2 separate regions of the Homo sapiens genome follow, and region 1 is linked to region 2. A link is an interaction called in ENCODE POLR2A ChIA-PET data of the cell type or tissue named here. Cell type or tissue: A673. All regions are shown on one strand. Each heading gives the region's core, and the rest is flanking DNA. Links, peaks and the distances in the headings are about the cores only.

Evidence for each region. Peaks named below come from ENCODE experiments on the same cell type or tissue, not always from the same donor. Only the 100,000 strongest peaks of a DNase experiment are listed, where the experiment ranks them.
Region 1: POLR2A ChIA-PET joins it to region 2 with 8 read pairs; 2 of 35 experiments call an interaction of 5 or more read pairs at or near these places.

The regions. Positions count from the first base shown.
Region 1 is chr17:11,357,135-11,364,981 of GRCh38, reverse strand. All of the region lies in intron 2 of SHISA6 (shisa family member 6), which reads right to left. Among named protein-coding and RNA genes, the nearest start is that of SHISA6, 120 kb to the right of the region's middle. In A673, for the core only: no CTCF peak of the experiment used is centred there; no DNase peak of the experiment used is centred there; H3K27ac peaks cover 1,499 bases.
Region 2 is chr17:10,345,407-10,353,214 of GRCh38, reverse strand. MYH13 (myosin heavy chain 13) reads left to right here. Exons shown (of 41, transcript NM_003802.3): 12 at 2,521-2,659; 13 at 6,417-6,535; 14 at 7,599-7,748. Among named protein-coding and RNA genes, the nearest start is that of MYH13, 24 kb to the left of the region's middle. In A673, for the core only: no CTCF peak of the experiment used is centred there; no DNase peak of the experiment used is centred there.

The sequences.
Region 1 (7,847 bases), core at 1,793-5,792, 1.0 Mb before region 2:
AGAAGACCTAGGGCTCAAATACAGATTTTTCATGGCTTCAAGAAAGTCTACACTTTTAACTGTAATGTAATACCACCTTACACTCACCAGAATGGCTAAAATTAAAAAGACTGGCAATACCAAATGTTGGTGAGGATGTGGAGCAACTGGAACTCTCATACACTGCTGGTGGGAATGCAAAATGATAAACCACTTTGAAAAGCTTGTTGGTAGTTTGTTCTGAAGATAAAATATTTCCATTCTATATTCCAGCAATTCCAAATCTAAAAATTTACCCAGGAGAAATGAATATATGTCCGTCAATTGACATGTGCAAGAATATTTATTGCAGCTTTATTTAAAATAGTAAAAGAATTGAAAATAGCCAGAATGTCCATCAAATGGTGATTGAATAAATAGGCTGTGGCATATTTACAATATACCACATAAATACTTATGTGAAATACTTATGTGAAAAATTATGTGAAATACTTCAAAAAGTGTGAACTGGTGACAGATGTAACAATATGGGTAACTCTCACTAATATAACGTTAAGTGAAAGCCAAACACACAAAAAAATGCATGTCACATGGCTTCATTTGTATGAAGACCAAGACCAAAGTTCTTTTGAAAGAAGCTCAAAAAACAAGCAAACAAAAATTAGGCCAAGCTATTTGATAATGACAGAAGTCAGAATAGTAGCTACCTCTGGGGGTTAAATTTAGACTGGAGAGGAACATGAAGGAAACTTATGGGGTGATGGAAACGTTCTTTATTTTTTTTCTAGGTGCTGGATAAGGGGGAGATGGATAGTTGAATAGATAGGAAAAATCCATTAAGTTATATACACAAGATTAATACACTTTATGTATTTTAGTATTTAGGTTTACCTGTTGCAGGGCAGGCAAGTCACCAAATTGGGGTTTAGCTGGGGAAGATTCTTAGCGTTGCTCAGGAAAGAATTCAAGAGCAAGCTGGTGGTAGAAGGAAACAGCTTTATTGAGGTGGCAGTGCTCCAGCTCTGTGACTGCTCCTGCAGAGCAGGGATACTCCTTAAGCAGTGCACTGAGAGTAGCACCTCAGGGGCAGTTCTGCAGTCAGATTTATATCCACTTTTAATTACATGCAAATTAAGGGGCAAGCTACTCAGAAATTTCTAGAAAAGGGGAGGTAACTTCCAGGTCATTGCCATGGAAAGGGGCAGTAACCTCCGGGTGTTGTCACGGCAATAGCAAACTGTCATGGCACTGGTGGGCGTGTCTTATGGAGAAGAGCTTTCAGTGCCTCTTCCCTGTTTCAGCCAGTCTTCAAGCTGGTCTGAAGTCGAGTCCCACCTCCTACCTCAATACCTCAATCTTAAAAATCCATCCTTTAAATCCTTGCATTAAACTTTTATTTGCACCCCAACTATAACAACAAGAGGAAGGCAACTGTTCTTATTTCTTTAAATGCTTGCACTCAATTAGGTTTATAATCCAGAGACCGCCAGAACTGAGAGGAAAATTAGAAACCACCAATATTTACTCTTTCAGTAGAAAACTGAGAAAACAAATCTGGAAAAAGAAAGTGCCTTGTAAAACAGACAGTGTTTATAAAGGGCAAGACTAGTCTAATCCCATCTATTTCCTACCTCCAAGTCTGGTTAATGTTCTTTCCTTTCCACAACACTGCTCAAAAATATAGTCTTTGTCACTCTTCTGCAAGCAAGACTATTCCCAGAGATTGGGAATGTGACACCAGGAGAGTTGACCCCATAAGAATAAACAGGCCAGCAGGTTTTCTTAGGAAAAAAAAAAAAAAGAAATGTACCCTGGAGCTGGCCAGGAAGGAATGGAGAAAGGATTCCTGGTGAAGAATGTTGAGTGGAAAGAGTTCAGAGCAGAGGCATTAGCTCTGCTTCTAATAAAGCTGTAGTTTCTGAGCTGGCTCACAAGGATGAGGAATGAGGGAAAGAGACTGCACCAGAAAGTGGACTGGACATGCTAGGAGGCAGAGGGTATCCATTTCAGCAGTGGGCCTGAAGACATTTATTCCACTAATAAACTCAGTGCAACAGTTGACAAGGAGTTTAAGGTTCAGAACTCCTTCTAACAGAGCAATTTAAGTAAAAAGAATTTGTTTCACGGAAAGGTAAAGAAAGTCAGGCTAAAACCAGAAGACGTGTGATAAATCTCTGGGTTTAGGAGGCCTCTGATCCAAAGGGAGGGCAAATATTAATAAAATGGTCACCACTTTGGATATGGCGCTAGACTGCAAGCTTTATATAAAATCTCATTTAATTGAACACTTAAAACAGTCTTACATAAGATGTATTAATTACCTTCATATGGCACATGAGAAAATTAAATCTTCCTCGTTTTAGAAATTTGGTCCAAAACCACACCGCCAGTAATATAAGCAGCAAGGATTTCAGCAAAGCTTAGTTTTACTCCAAAGGCTGTGGTCTTTCGGGAGCATCGGGCTGCCATTAGAAATCAAGATGTATTATATTTCAAGGAAGTGAAATTGGTAGAAGCATCAGAAAGCAGGTCGACAGAGATTACGTTCAAAAGAACTGGCCTGGCCAGGCACAGTGACTCAGGCCTGTTAATCTCAATGCTTTGGGAGGCTGAGGCATGTAGATCACTTGAGGCCAGGAGTTTGAGACCTGCTTGGACAACATAGTGAGCTCCTGTCTCTACAAAACTTAAAGAAATTAGCTGAGTGTTGTGATACGTGCCTGTAGTCCCAGCTACTCAGGAGGCTTGGGCAGGAGGATTGCTTGAGCCCAGGAATTTGAGACTGCAGTAAGCTATGATCATGCCTCTGTACTCCAGCCTGGGTGACAGAGTGAGACTGAGATTCTGTCTCTAAAAGAAAAACTAGGCCCAGGAATATGAACCCAGGAATGGAGATCTTAATGATGAGAAAGTGCATCATGCTTAATGATGAGAAAATGAAAAGAATAATATGTCAAAAAACACCTGATCCTGGGCCTGGAAAACCCCTCGGTTGATCAAATGGCTATGGCTTGTAGTCTGTTCCCTCCATGAAACAGAGAGGAAAAAGGTCCCCTGAATCTGGATGGCTGTGAGCTGACCCCATCTCTGAGTTTCCACAGCACAGTGCTTTATGGTACCGATAGAATTCCGCCTCTGTTGTTATTATTGGTGAGCACATGTAATACTACTTACTGTGCAGCAAGGACCAAGTCCCACCTTTATTGCCACCCTGCAGCGAGCACAGTGCCTGGCACATGGTGTGTGCTCATTAATTGTTCATTGAATTAATTAACAAATACCCATATTCACATTTTAATGAATTGAAGCTCTGAGCCCTGGAATGTTCATGTTTTATCCACACATAGGGAAGTGCTGAATGGTTGTTAACCAGCCACAAGGCCCCATCAACTGGGTAAGCAAAACATCTAAAACTGCTTTTGCCTCCAAGTCAATGCCTACCCCTAAGTTACCCACTTAATTACCTCAGCTTTTCACTCACTTGGAGTTACAGTCCACGGACATGCATGAGAGACAATATTCACTCACTCAGTAGGGAGCTGGGTGAGATTAACTTTATATTTCCATTGGTGACAAAGTGGATCAAGTTCCTAGGTTCCACGATGCCCTAAAAATTTTCTAAATTATTAAATGTAATTCAATTTATTTTTATTTAAAAATGCATGGCAATAGTACACACATTAGATATTGTGAAAGTGTAAATTCTCCTCAGACTAATTTACTAGCAGTTCTAAAACAAGTCTAATGAAAACAATGTATATATGAACTAAAAAGCAGAATAATTGAATCCAAAATCTATCTGGAAAAAAAAACTAACGTAGGGAAGAGACAAGACATTTTGAAAAAAGATTTAATAAAGGAGAACTTGTACTAGATATGACGTAAGGCTATGATAATTAAACCAGTATAGCACTGACATAAGAATAGATAAATGGAACACACACACAAAAAAAAAAACAGGAAAAAAGATCATAGTAAACTTAAGGAATGAGAATATGATAAAGACGACATTCAAATCAGTGGGGGAAAAAGAAAACAAAGAGAAAAAGGAGTACTGGTGTTCTGTTTGAGAAAAACAAGAGTGACCTCAACAGTTTCTTTTACAGACATGTTAGGGTGCCTGCCACCCCATATACCCTTTTGGAAGCTCCACATTAATTTCCTGGGAAAGGTGTGGGCCTGGAGATTCTTTTTTTTTTTTTTTAATTTTACTTTAAGTTCTAGGATACATGGGCAGAAAGTGAAGATTTGTTACACAGGTATACATGTGCCATGGTGATTTGCTGCACCTATCAACCTGTCATCTAGGTTTTAAGCCCCGCATACATAAGGTATTTGTCCTAATGCTCTCCCTTCCCTTGCCCCCTACCCCCGGACAGGCCCCGGTGTGTGATGTTCCCCTCCCTGTGTCCATGTGTTCTCTTTTTTTTTTTTTTCCTTCTTGAGACAGAGTCTTGCTCTGTCACCCAGGCTGGAGTGCAGTGGCACAGGCTCGGCTCACTGCAACCTCCACTTCCCGGGTTCAAGCAATTCTCCTGCCTCAGCCTACCAAGTAGCTGGGATTACAGATGCCTGCCACCACGCCCAGCTAATTTTTGTATTTTTGTAGTAGAGACAGGGTTTCACCATCTTGGCCAGGCTGGTCTTGAACTCCTGACCTCATGATCCACCCGCCTCAGCCTCACAAAGTGCTGGGATTACAGGCGTGAGCCACCATGCCCGGCCCATGTGTTCTCATTGTTCAACTCCCACTTATGAGTGAGAACATGCGGCATTTGGTTTTCTGTTCCCGTATTAGTTTGCTGAGAATGATGGCTTCCAGCTTCATCCATGTCCCTGCAAAGGACATGAACTCATCCTTTTTGTGGCTGCATAGTATTCCATGGTGTATATGTGCTAACATTTTCTTGATCCAGTCTATCACTGATGGGCATCTGGGTTGGTTCCAAGTCTTTGCTATGGTAAATTGTGCTGCAATAAACATACATGTGCATGTGTCTTTATAGTAGAATGATTTATAATCCTTTGGGTATATACCCAGTAATGGGATTGCTGGGTCAAATGGTATTTTTGGTTCTAGATCCTTGAGGAATCATCACACTGTCTTCCACAATGGTTGAACTAATTTACACTCCCACCAACAGTGTAAAAGCGTTCTTATTTCTGTAGGCCTGGAGATTCTTGTTTGTTTTTTGTTGCTGTTGCTTGTATCACATGACCCTCTCCCACTTCCCGGTGAGAACTGTTTGGGCCCAAAACAAACAGCAGACACAAAGAAAACCAATCCGTGGACAAGGGTGAACCAGTTTGTTTTTTCTTTCTCTCCCTCTCCAGATTATAAACTAAGAGTTTGAAATACTCTTGTCAGAGTATTTGCACCATTTAAAATCATGTAGAATTAGAGCTGGAGTCCCTGTCAAGACACTTCAAAGTCACACGCAATCCAGAGTTCTGTGAACTCCCAAACTGTGTGCAAGCCAAAAAACCTGGTCCAGAGAGAAGAGAGTTGATGCAGAGAGAGAGGCCAGAGAGGGACATAGCTTGCCCAATGGTATATTTGCTCCTGGAAGGCCCAGCTGACTCTGCAGCCATGAGATGTATTGTTGAAGAAGCTTCCTTTTGTCTGCAGTATTTTGACTGGGTTTGCATTCCTTGCAAACAAATATATTCTGAGTAAAGCACACACTATTTAAGAAAATATGGTTTAGTTATAGCCTTAAATTTAATAAGAAAAAATGAGATGATAGAAGACAATTTTAAAAAGTGCTTTTTCTAATTGTGGGTGAGCAAGACATGCTTAAACATGACAGCAAGGAAGCAAGCAACAAAAAAGAGGACACATAGGTCAGATTTCACAAAAATTTTTAGAAGCCTATATGTCAAAAATCACCATGAATGTACACCCATGTTCACAGAAGCATTATTCTCAATAGCCAAAATGGAGAAGAAAGCCAAGTGTCCATCAATGAATGAATGGATAAATAAAATGTGGTATGTACATCACATGGAATAATATTCTGCCTGAAAAAGAAAGAAAACTCTGGGCTGGGTGTGGTAGCTCACCCCTGTAATCCCAACACTTTGGGAGGCCAAGGTGGGCAGATTGCTTTGAGCTCAGGAGTTCGAGACCAGCCTAGGCAACATGGTGAAACCCTGTCTCTAGAAAAATACAAAAATTTGCCAGGCATCTGTAGTCCCAGCTACTTGGGATGCTGAAGCTGGAGAATCACCTGGGCCCGAGAAAGCAGAGGTTGCAGTGAGCCAAAATCATGCCCGCCGCCACTGCACTCCAGCCTGGACAACAGAGTGAGACGTATTCTTTAAAAAAAAAAAAAGGAAATTCTGGCCAGGTGCGGTGGCTCACGTCTGTAATCCCAGCACTTTGGGAGGCCGAGGTGGGTGGATCATGAGGTCAGGAGATCGAGACCATCCTGGCTAACATGGTGAAACCCTGTCTCTACTAAAAATACAAAAAATTAACCAGGCATAGTGGCGGGCGCCTGTAGTCCCAGCTACTCGGGAGGCTGAGGCAGGAGAATGGCGTGAACCCAAGAGGCGGAGCTTGCAGTGAGTGGCGATCGCACCACTGCACTCCAGCCTGGGCGACAGGAGAGCGACTCCATCTCAAAAAAAAAAGAATCCTGTCAAGTACTACAACATGGATGAAACTTAATGGCATTACTCTAAGTGAGAGAAGCCACAAAAAGACAAATACTGTATGGCTCCATTTATATGAGGTACCTAGACTAGTAGCTGAGTTCATAGAGAAAGAAAGCAGAAGAGTGGTTACCAGGAGCTGTGGGGAGAAGCGAATGGGGAGCTGTTGTCTAATGGGCACAGAGCGTTAGTTTTAAAAGATAAATAAGTTCTGGAGATTGTTTGCACAACAGTGTGGAGATACTTAACATCAGTAAACTGTATACTTAAAAATGGATAAAATGGTAAATTTTATGTTATGTATATTTTACCGTAATTAAAAATTTAAAAGTTAATATTTTTAGCATATATTTAAAAAGCTCTTCCAAATAAGAAGAGATGAACTTCCTTAGGGGAAGACAAACCAGGCCATGGACATTAACAGGCAATTCAGAAAAGAAGACATAAAGTGGGACAGTGTCTTTTCAGGACAATATAGTGATATATACTAAGAGTCTTCAAACACGCACACCCTTTGGCTTAGTAATTCGACTTGTAGCAATCTATCCAAGGGAAATAATTACAGACAGAGTAGATTTATGTGCAGCGATTATCATCCAGTATTAATTATAATAGTGTAAAACTAGAATCAAGCTAAATGTGATCAACAGAGGAAAGGCTGCATAAATTATGTTACATCCAAAGGGTAGATGCCACACAGTCACTTGATGCTATCTTTTGAAGAACAGTTTAATGCCATGGGAAATTCTCATGAAATAACGTTAAGTGAACAAAAGGTTTGTAATTACTCCATAATGTGATTCCATCTTTGTAGAATAAAGGAGGGGATACACCTGGGGAAGGGGAGGAGGAGACACATCGGTTGCTCTCTAGGCATTTTTTGGGATGTAATATGAGTCATTTTATACTCTTCTGTGTTTTCCAAAGTTTCCTTAATGGGCAGGTATTCTTTTCATAATTAGAAATATTCTATTTTAGAAATAGGGTACATTTTGATGGGAGGGGTAACTTAGAAATTAAATGACAAAAAGTCATAATTCCAGAAAATGAGAAGTTACACAAGGCACAGCCTCCTCTTACCACCACAGGCCTCTGAATCCCTGCAACCTCCCTGCTTCTTCTTCTTCTTCTTCTTCATTTTTTTTTTTTTTTTTTTTTGAGACGGAGTCTCGCTCTGTCGCCCAGGCTGGAGTGCAGTGGCGGGATCTCGG
Region 2 (7,808 bases), core at 3,809-7,808:
TGGAGAGGCTCAGAGAGCTCCACCCAGCAACATGGCAGGCAGTATTTATAGGCAGAAAAAGGAAGTGACATACAGAAACAGCTTGATTAGGTACAGGTCTGCCTTTGCCTTATCTGCAGGTGGTGTGATGAAGCATTTGTGTTATATGCACAATGGCCCATCAGTTTGGCAGCCTGTGATTGGCTGAAGCTCAGCTGCTGTGATTGGCTGAGACTCAGCTGCTGTGATTGGCTGAAGCTCAGCTGCTGTGATTGGCTGAAGCTCAGCTGCTGTGACTGGCTGAGACTCAGCTATTTGTTACAAGAATATACTCTTAGGTTGCAGTTTGTTTACATACTAATTTAGGTTATAGTTTGCTATGTATGGAGGCAGTTTTAGACCAAATTTAATTTAAGTTGTTATATATTTTTAATGAGGTTTCCCCAGTCTTCACTAACTTGTAAGCACAGAAAGGGCCAGGCTAATGACTGCTACAAGGCCCCCATCCACTGAGAAAGGCCCACCTAAGGAATTCTAAAAGTCACCTTACCTAAGTCATGTCCTCACCAAGATGCCTTCTGCCAGATGCGGCTGTTGCTCCTTCCTCTCACGGAGCCTTTTTTTGGTTTTTTGTTTTTTGTTTTTTTTGAGATGGAGTCTCGCTCTGTCCCCAGGCTGGAGTGCAGTGGTGCGATCTCGGCTCACTGCAACTTCTGCCTCCCAGGTTCAAGCAATTCTCTGCCTCAGCCTCCCAAGTAGCTGGGATGACAGGCACCTGTCACCACGCTCGGCTAATTTTTGTATTTTTAGTAGAGAAGGGGTTTCCCCATGTTGGCCAGGCTGGTCTTGAACTCCTAGCCTTGTGATCCACCCACCTCGGCCTTCCAAAGTGCTGGGATTACAGATGTGAGCTACCGCGCCTGGCCTCACGGAGCTTTTATAGCCTGCCTGGTATAGTCTCCCTTTTTATGAACTCAAAGTCAACTGATTGGTAACTTCATAATGGGAGTGACATCCCATCATATACCCAGGTTCCACCTGCACCCCTTTGGAGATGACATTCTCCAAAAGGGTCCCCAGGCAGTGACGCTTTCACCTGCTCCTTTTAGTGTTTTTGAAAGAGTTCTTTCTCTTTTAACCTACAACGACCCTTCCCTAGGACAGAGATATGCAACCCTGAAATGGGATATGGATTCAAGGGATGGCCATCATGGCCTCGGAATCTCTCCTCCCCATATATCCCAGCTCCTGGCATAGGCTCATTCTCCACTAAAGGGGGTGCCACTCCAAGAATGCTTGACTCTCCAATATCATCCTGCTGGTGTTGGCCTATTGGGTCTATCCTACGTGCTCACCAAACACGTCCAAACATGTTTCAATCCTACCAATGGACACTCTACAGGCTCAGGCTGCAAACCCTACTGCATAATCAATATGTGTACCCCAGAGAAGGATTTCTTTTTGTTGAAACCTTTGTGGTGGAAGACAGGCAACATGATTATAAAACCAAACCAGCAATGACCCTAGGTTTTGAAGGGACCAAGACCTAACTCCAGTCCCAGTCTTATCACACCCTCCCTGTATGACAGGCTACTTACCAACTAGACCCTCAATTCTTCATCCAGAAATCTGGAAAAACCTGCACAGCTAAAGGGGCTTCATGGGGATTTAATAACATACAGATGATGCCTACCCAATGTCTAGCACATAGAAAGAGCTCTGCAAAAGCTTGCCCCTTTCTCATTTGGGAAATGATGATGCCATCTTTGATGATCTTCCCTTCCAGATCTAATATTCCATAATGCATATTGTCTTGAGTCTGAACAATGCTGGAACTCCTGGATTACAATGCCAAACTCTTAAGCCATTAAACATTATTTCCCAGTCATTCTCCATGACATTCCCAGCTCTCAGTATCATACAATGGTTCCCAATCGCCTCATCCAGAAAACTGCTCCCCCAAATCTATGTACAGTGAGAAAAGATCATAATCAGTTCTCTTTTTTTTTTTTTTTGAGATGGAGTCTCACTCTGTCTCCCAGGCTGGAGTGCAATGGTACAATCTTGGCTCACTCCAACCTCCGCCTCCCAGGTTCAAGTGATTCTCCTGCCTCAGCATCCTGAGTAGCTGGGACTACAGGTGCCAGCCACCATGCCTGGCTAATTTTTTGTATTTTTAGTAGAGATGGAGCGTCGCCATGTTGGCCAGGATGGTCTCAAACTCCTGACCTCGTAATCTGCCTGCCCTGGCCTCTCAAAGTGCTGGGATTACAGGCGTGAGCCACCGCGCCCGACTGTAATCAGTTCTTATTTGATGGAAGGAAACAGACAATTCACATCTTTTTCCCATAGTCTTCACCCACCCACACAAACACGTGAAACAAATGGTTTCTAATTTACCACATCCCCACCTGTCATCCACTTATTTGGGCAAATGCTGTCTCATATGCTATACAAAAAAGAGGTAAGGTCTTTGCCAAGAAAAGGCTGCATATGGATCCCTGATTCCTGCTATGACAGTTGTCCTTTTTTTCTTTCCAGAATGCCATTGACATCCTGGGCTTCAGCTCAGAGGAGAAAGTCGGGATCTACAAACTGACGGGAGCCGTGATGCATTATGGGAACATGAAGTTCAAGCAGAAGCAGCGTGAGGAGCAGGCGGAGCCAGACGGCACCGAAGGTAACTGCATCTGGGAAAGGGATGCGATTGGGTCCATCTATGTTCATGTGCGGGCGAGGCCGTGTGAGATAAACTGCATTCATTTCAAGAGCTGTTCTTCCAAAACTGCATAAATCAAATCTGGGTTTCCTGAAGCTCATTGTAGCATGCACTAGGAAGTCTGCTCACTCAGTCAAGGACTCCCAGAGTAGTGAATTCTTGAAAAACAAAAAGCATCATTCTTGTAAATGAATAATCACCACGCACTCCACTATCTTTCACCATCTAAATGTGCCTGTTTTTTTTAAGGTGGACTTTTTTGAGACAATATTGTTAGGTGAACTTCTCTTCTCTCCACCAGAATGCAGTCTTAATTACTCAGGCCTAAAATGAGGCCTTTGGTAAAGTGGGAGCCAAGTTTTGTTCCTCCCATCGCCTCCACCCCAGCGTCTGTTGAACTTGACCCTGAACCAAGAATGGTGAACGGTTCTTCCTCCCCATAACTCTCACCTAGCTGATCCTACTGCCACCCTCTGCCCCATCCCTAAGAGGCCTGGAACTAGAGCACAGGGCAGCAGGAAGGGCTGAGCAGTGACTGACTCCCCACCATACGTCCTGCTCATTAGACTTCTTAGCTCTCACGATGCTTCTTACAAGTTCCTTGAATTAAAGCCTGGCAACATGGATCGTTCTTGATAATTCTGCCTTTTGATTACAGCCCCACAGTATGTGAAGCAGTGCGCTTTAAACTCTCAAGTAATAAAAAGGAAGTGCAGCCATAAATTAAAGGGTGGGAAAATCTACATAACCTTATCAGTGTCCCATAAATGCTTACCAACCTTCTATCCTAGGCCTGCCTGGGATAATTCTCCCTTTTTGTTAACTCAAAGTCAACTGATTGGTCACCGCATCATGGGAGTTGTACAGGTTCCACTGCACTCAAGTAAAGGAGGTTATACAAGGCATGTACACCAGGGGGCACACCTTGGGTGCCATCCTAGAATCCTGCCCATCACAGTGGAGGGGACTCCAAGTCTTCACACAGGAAACACTTCTGACTGGGGCAATCAGGGAAGGCTTCCTGATAGAAGGGGCACTGACTTGGACTTTGAGGGATGAATAGGATTCTGAAAAATTGGGGGAGAGATCAGTTCAAGCAGAAGAAATGTCATGAGCAGGCTGGGCACAGCAGCTCACGCCTGTAATCCCAGCACTTTGGGAGGCCGAGGTGGGTGGATCATCTGAGGTTATAGGTCAAGACCAGTCTGGCCAACATGGTAAAACCCCTTCTCTACTAAAAATACAAATTAGCTGGGCATAATGGTGCCTGCCTGTATTCCCAGCTACTCGGGAGACTGAGGCAGGAGAATCACTTGATCCCGGGAGGTGGAGGTTGCAGTGAGCCAAGATTGTACCACTGCACTTCAGCCTGGGTGAAAATCGTGAAACTCCATGAAATAAAGAGAAAGAAAGAAAGAGAAAGAGAGAGAGAGGGGGAGAAGGGAAGGGAAGGGAAAGGAAGGGAAGGGAAGGGAAGGGAGAAGGAAGGGAGAAGGAAGGGAAGGGAAGGGAAGGGAGAAGGAAGGAAGGGTCATGTGCAAAGGGGCAGAGGATGAACTGTGATGGGGATGGAGGCACAGTGAGTGGTCCACTTTGGCTACAGAACAGGATATAAGCAGTGGATTTGTAAGAAATGAGAATTTTAAAGTAACAATTTTTGCATCAGTTTGGGAAGATCTTGAGTGTCAGGATGAATGGTTTAGAATATATGGCAGGCCACGGAAGCCGCTGTCCAAGTAGCAGGGGAAGTACATGCAGACAACCTGAAATTAATCTGTCAGCAGCCAGGCTCACCAAAAGTGGGAAAACTTGAGAAGAAAAAAAAAAGAGTATCAGGCTCCTCAGCAACAGTGGACTGCATTGATACACGTATTGATATACCTCAGTAGGGTCCCAGGCCCTCTTCCAGCCCTAGCAGCTGTGTGTGTGCAGTGCTTAGGAGCAGAAAGTGGAGGACTATAATCAAGGCCAGTGCTCCAATGATATCAATGACGATACCAACCCAAGCTAATATTTGCTGGGTGCTCACTAGTCACCAGGCATGCTTCACGACAACCGTATAACATGAGTATTGTCACTGTCTCCCATTTTACAGACAAAACTGAGGCACAAAGAAGCAAAACCAAAACCTAAACCTAAACCTAAACCTAGAGCAGTCCGACTCTAGAGCCCAGGCTCTTGGCCACTATAACTGCTGGAAGCAGTGGAGAGGCCAGGCATTTTGAGAGTGAAATAAGCAGGACTTGGTGCCTGTCTGAACAAAGGAATGTCAGGGGCAAGAGAGAGAAGGATGTATCACCCCTTTCAAGTTTAAATGACAAGAAGAAGAATAATGGTACCATCTACCTGAATGGGCAAAGCAAGAAAAGGAGATAATTCGAGGAGAGAGTAAAGCACGCATCTGGCCTCTGATTAAGTACTTAACATAGACTGCCCTAGATTTTTATTAACTCATCTCCCCACCCAGCAATGAAGCAAGGGTCCCAACCAAGAAGTTATCCCTGGGGGCTGGGCAAGGTGGCTCACACCTGTAATCCCAGCACTTTGGGAGGTGGGCAGATCACAAGGTCAGGAGATCAAGACCATCCTGGCCAACATGGTGAAACCCCATCTCTACTAAAATAAAAAAAAATTAGCCGGGCCTGGTGGTGGGTGCCTGTAATCCCAGCTACTCGGGAGGTGAGGCAGGAGAATGGCGTGAACCCAGGAGGCGGAGCTTGCAGTGAGCTGAGATCGCGCCACTGCACTCCAGCCTGGGCAACATTGAGAAACTCTGTCTCCAAAAAAAAAAAAAAAAAAAAAAAGAAGTAGTCCCTGGGGAGCAGCATTTCTCTGCCTTTTTGATGAGCTCAATGCAGGCCCCCAGGTCCTTCTCAAAGTCAATGAACGTCTGCTGAAATATATGAAAATATATAACCCATGAACTGTAGGAAACAGCCAAAAGTCAAGTGCTTTTGACCATCTCCAAACATTTGAAGGGAGGGTCAAGTTTTGTACTTCTCTTTCAACTATGAGCATGGTACTTTGCTTAAATTAGGAAGGTGCCTCATGTATATTGTCAACTGTCCAAGTGGTGGCTCCTTTACTCATATAACATTTTAACGTATTGTCAGACTCCAACATAACTATGTAATTAATTAATTTTTTTTTTGAGTCGGAGTCTTGCTCTTGTCACCCAGGCTGGAGTTCAATGGCACGATCTTGGCTCACTGCAACCTCTGCCTCCTAGGTTCAAGTGATTCTCCTTCCTCAGCCTCCCAAGTAGCTGGGACTACAGGCGCTTGCCACAATGCTTGGCTAATTTTTGTATTTTTAGTAGAGACAGGGCCATATTGGCCAGGCTGATCTCGAACTCCTGACCTCAGGTGATCCACCCGCCTTAGCCTCCCAAAACGCTGGGATTACAGGCATGAACCACCGTGCCTGGCCTGTAATCAACATTCTTTTATGAAATCGAAATATCAGTAGGTCAAAATTGGCCACGGAGTATCTTATTGTTAAAACTGCATCTAGGAGGCAAATTGGAAGTTCCTGAGAACCATGGGCCCCTGGATATGGGATTAAAGCTTCAGTGAACAAGTCCAGACCTGGTACAGATATGACAACATGAAAACATTTAAGAAAATTACAGAAAACACTTCTGGGAGAAGCCAGGGGCTGACTGGACACTTTAGCAGCTACTGTTTTTGCATGATGCCATTTTTTTCTCTTCCTTCAGTGGCTGACAAAGCCGGATACCTGATGGGACTGAATTCTGCAGAAATGCTGAAGGGCCTGTGCTGTCCAAGGGTGAAGGTTGGCAATGAATATGTCACTAAAGGGCAAAATGTCCAGCAGGTAATGGAGATGCTCTGAATCCAGTTGATTGAGATCTTTTGCTATTTGAGCCATTATCTTAAAGCTCCTTCAGTTGCAGGTATCAGAAATGCACATGAAATCAGCTTTCACATTAAGAGGAAGTTCATTTTTAGGCTTCAGAGGCAACTGAAGGAATGCAAATCATTAAGTGCCCATTGGACGCCATGAGGACCTGGAATTAGAAAGTGAAGAGCCCTCTGGAGCCAGGCAGCCTCCCTCCAGCTCCTCTGGGATTCATGGGCTGTTGAGTCTCTCCTCTGTTGTGTCCTTGCTAGGCAGATAAGTTTCCTGGACCTCTCTTGCCCGTGGCCACCCCATAGCTCCCAAGTTTATATCTCTGTGTTTCCAGCCTCACCCTGAGACTGAGACCAGTGTCTTTTGATCCCTATTCCAAATTCTTAGGAGAGATACTCAATTAATCCAATCTGGATCAAGTGTTCACCTCTGGTCTAATTAAGTGTGGCCAGGGGCTGGAGTCATGTGCTATAACCATGTTGTTAGAAAAATATCTTTGTGAATAGGATAGTTCTCAAAGAAAGGTGAACAACATGAGCTGGGCAAACACCTCATAAAATATTTAATATTGCATTGAATGATCTGAAATTGCCAATATTCAACTGCTTTTGATTTTCTTTTTTTCTTTTGTTTTTTTTTTTTTTTTTTTTTTGAGACAGAGTCTCGCTATGTCACCAGGCTGGAGTGCAGTGGCACGATCTTGGCTCACTGCAACCTCCACCTCCCAAGTTCAAGTGATTCTCCTGCCTCAGCCTCCCGAATAGCTGGGACTACAGGCGCCTGCCACCACACCTGGCTAATTTTTGTATTTTTAGTAGAGACGGGGTTTCACCATGTTGGCCAGGATGGTCTTGAACTCCTGACCTCGTGATCCGCCCGCCTTGGCCTCCCAAAGTGCTGGGATTACAGGTGTGAGCCACCACGCCTAGCCAACAGCTTTTGATTTTCGAGTCAATTTCATATGTTTCAACTTAATGCAGCCATAGAAACACTAACTCAAGGGTTGAGTGGGTGATCCTTTTTCAAGGTGACCAATTCGGTGGGTGCTCTGGCCAAAGCCGTCTACGAGAAGATGTTCCTGTGGATGGTCACCCGCATCAACCAGCAGCTGGACACCAAGCAGCCCAGGCAGTACTTCATCGGGGTCTTGGACATTGCTGGCTTTGAGATCTTTGATGTGAGTTGTGACCTTCTACTTTCTTGTCTGCTTTGCTGAATCTCCAATGTATTTTCCAAG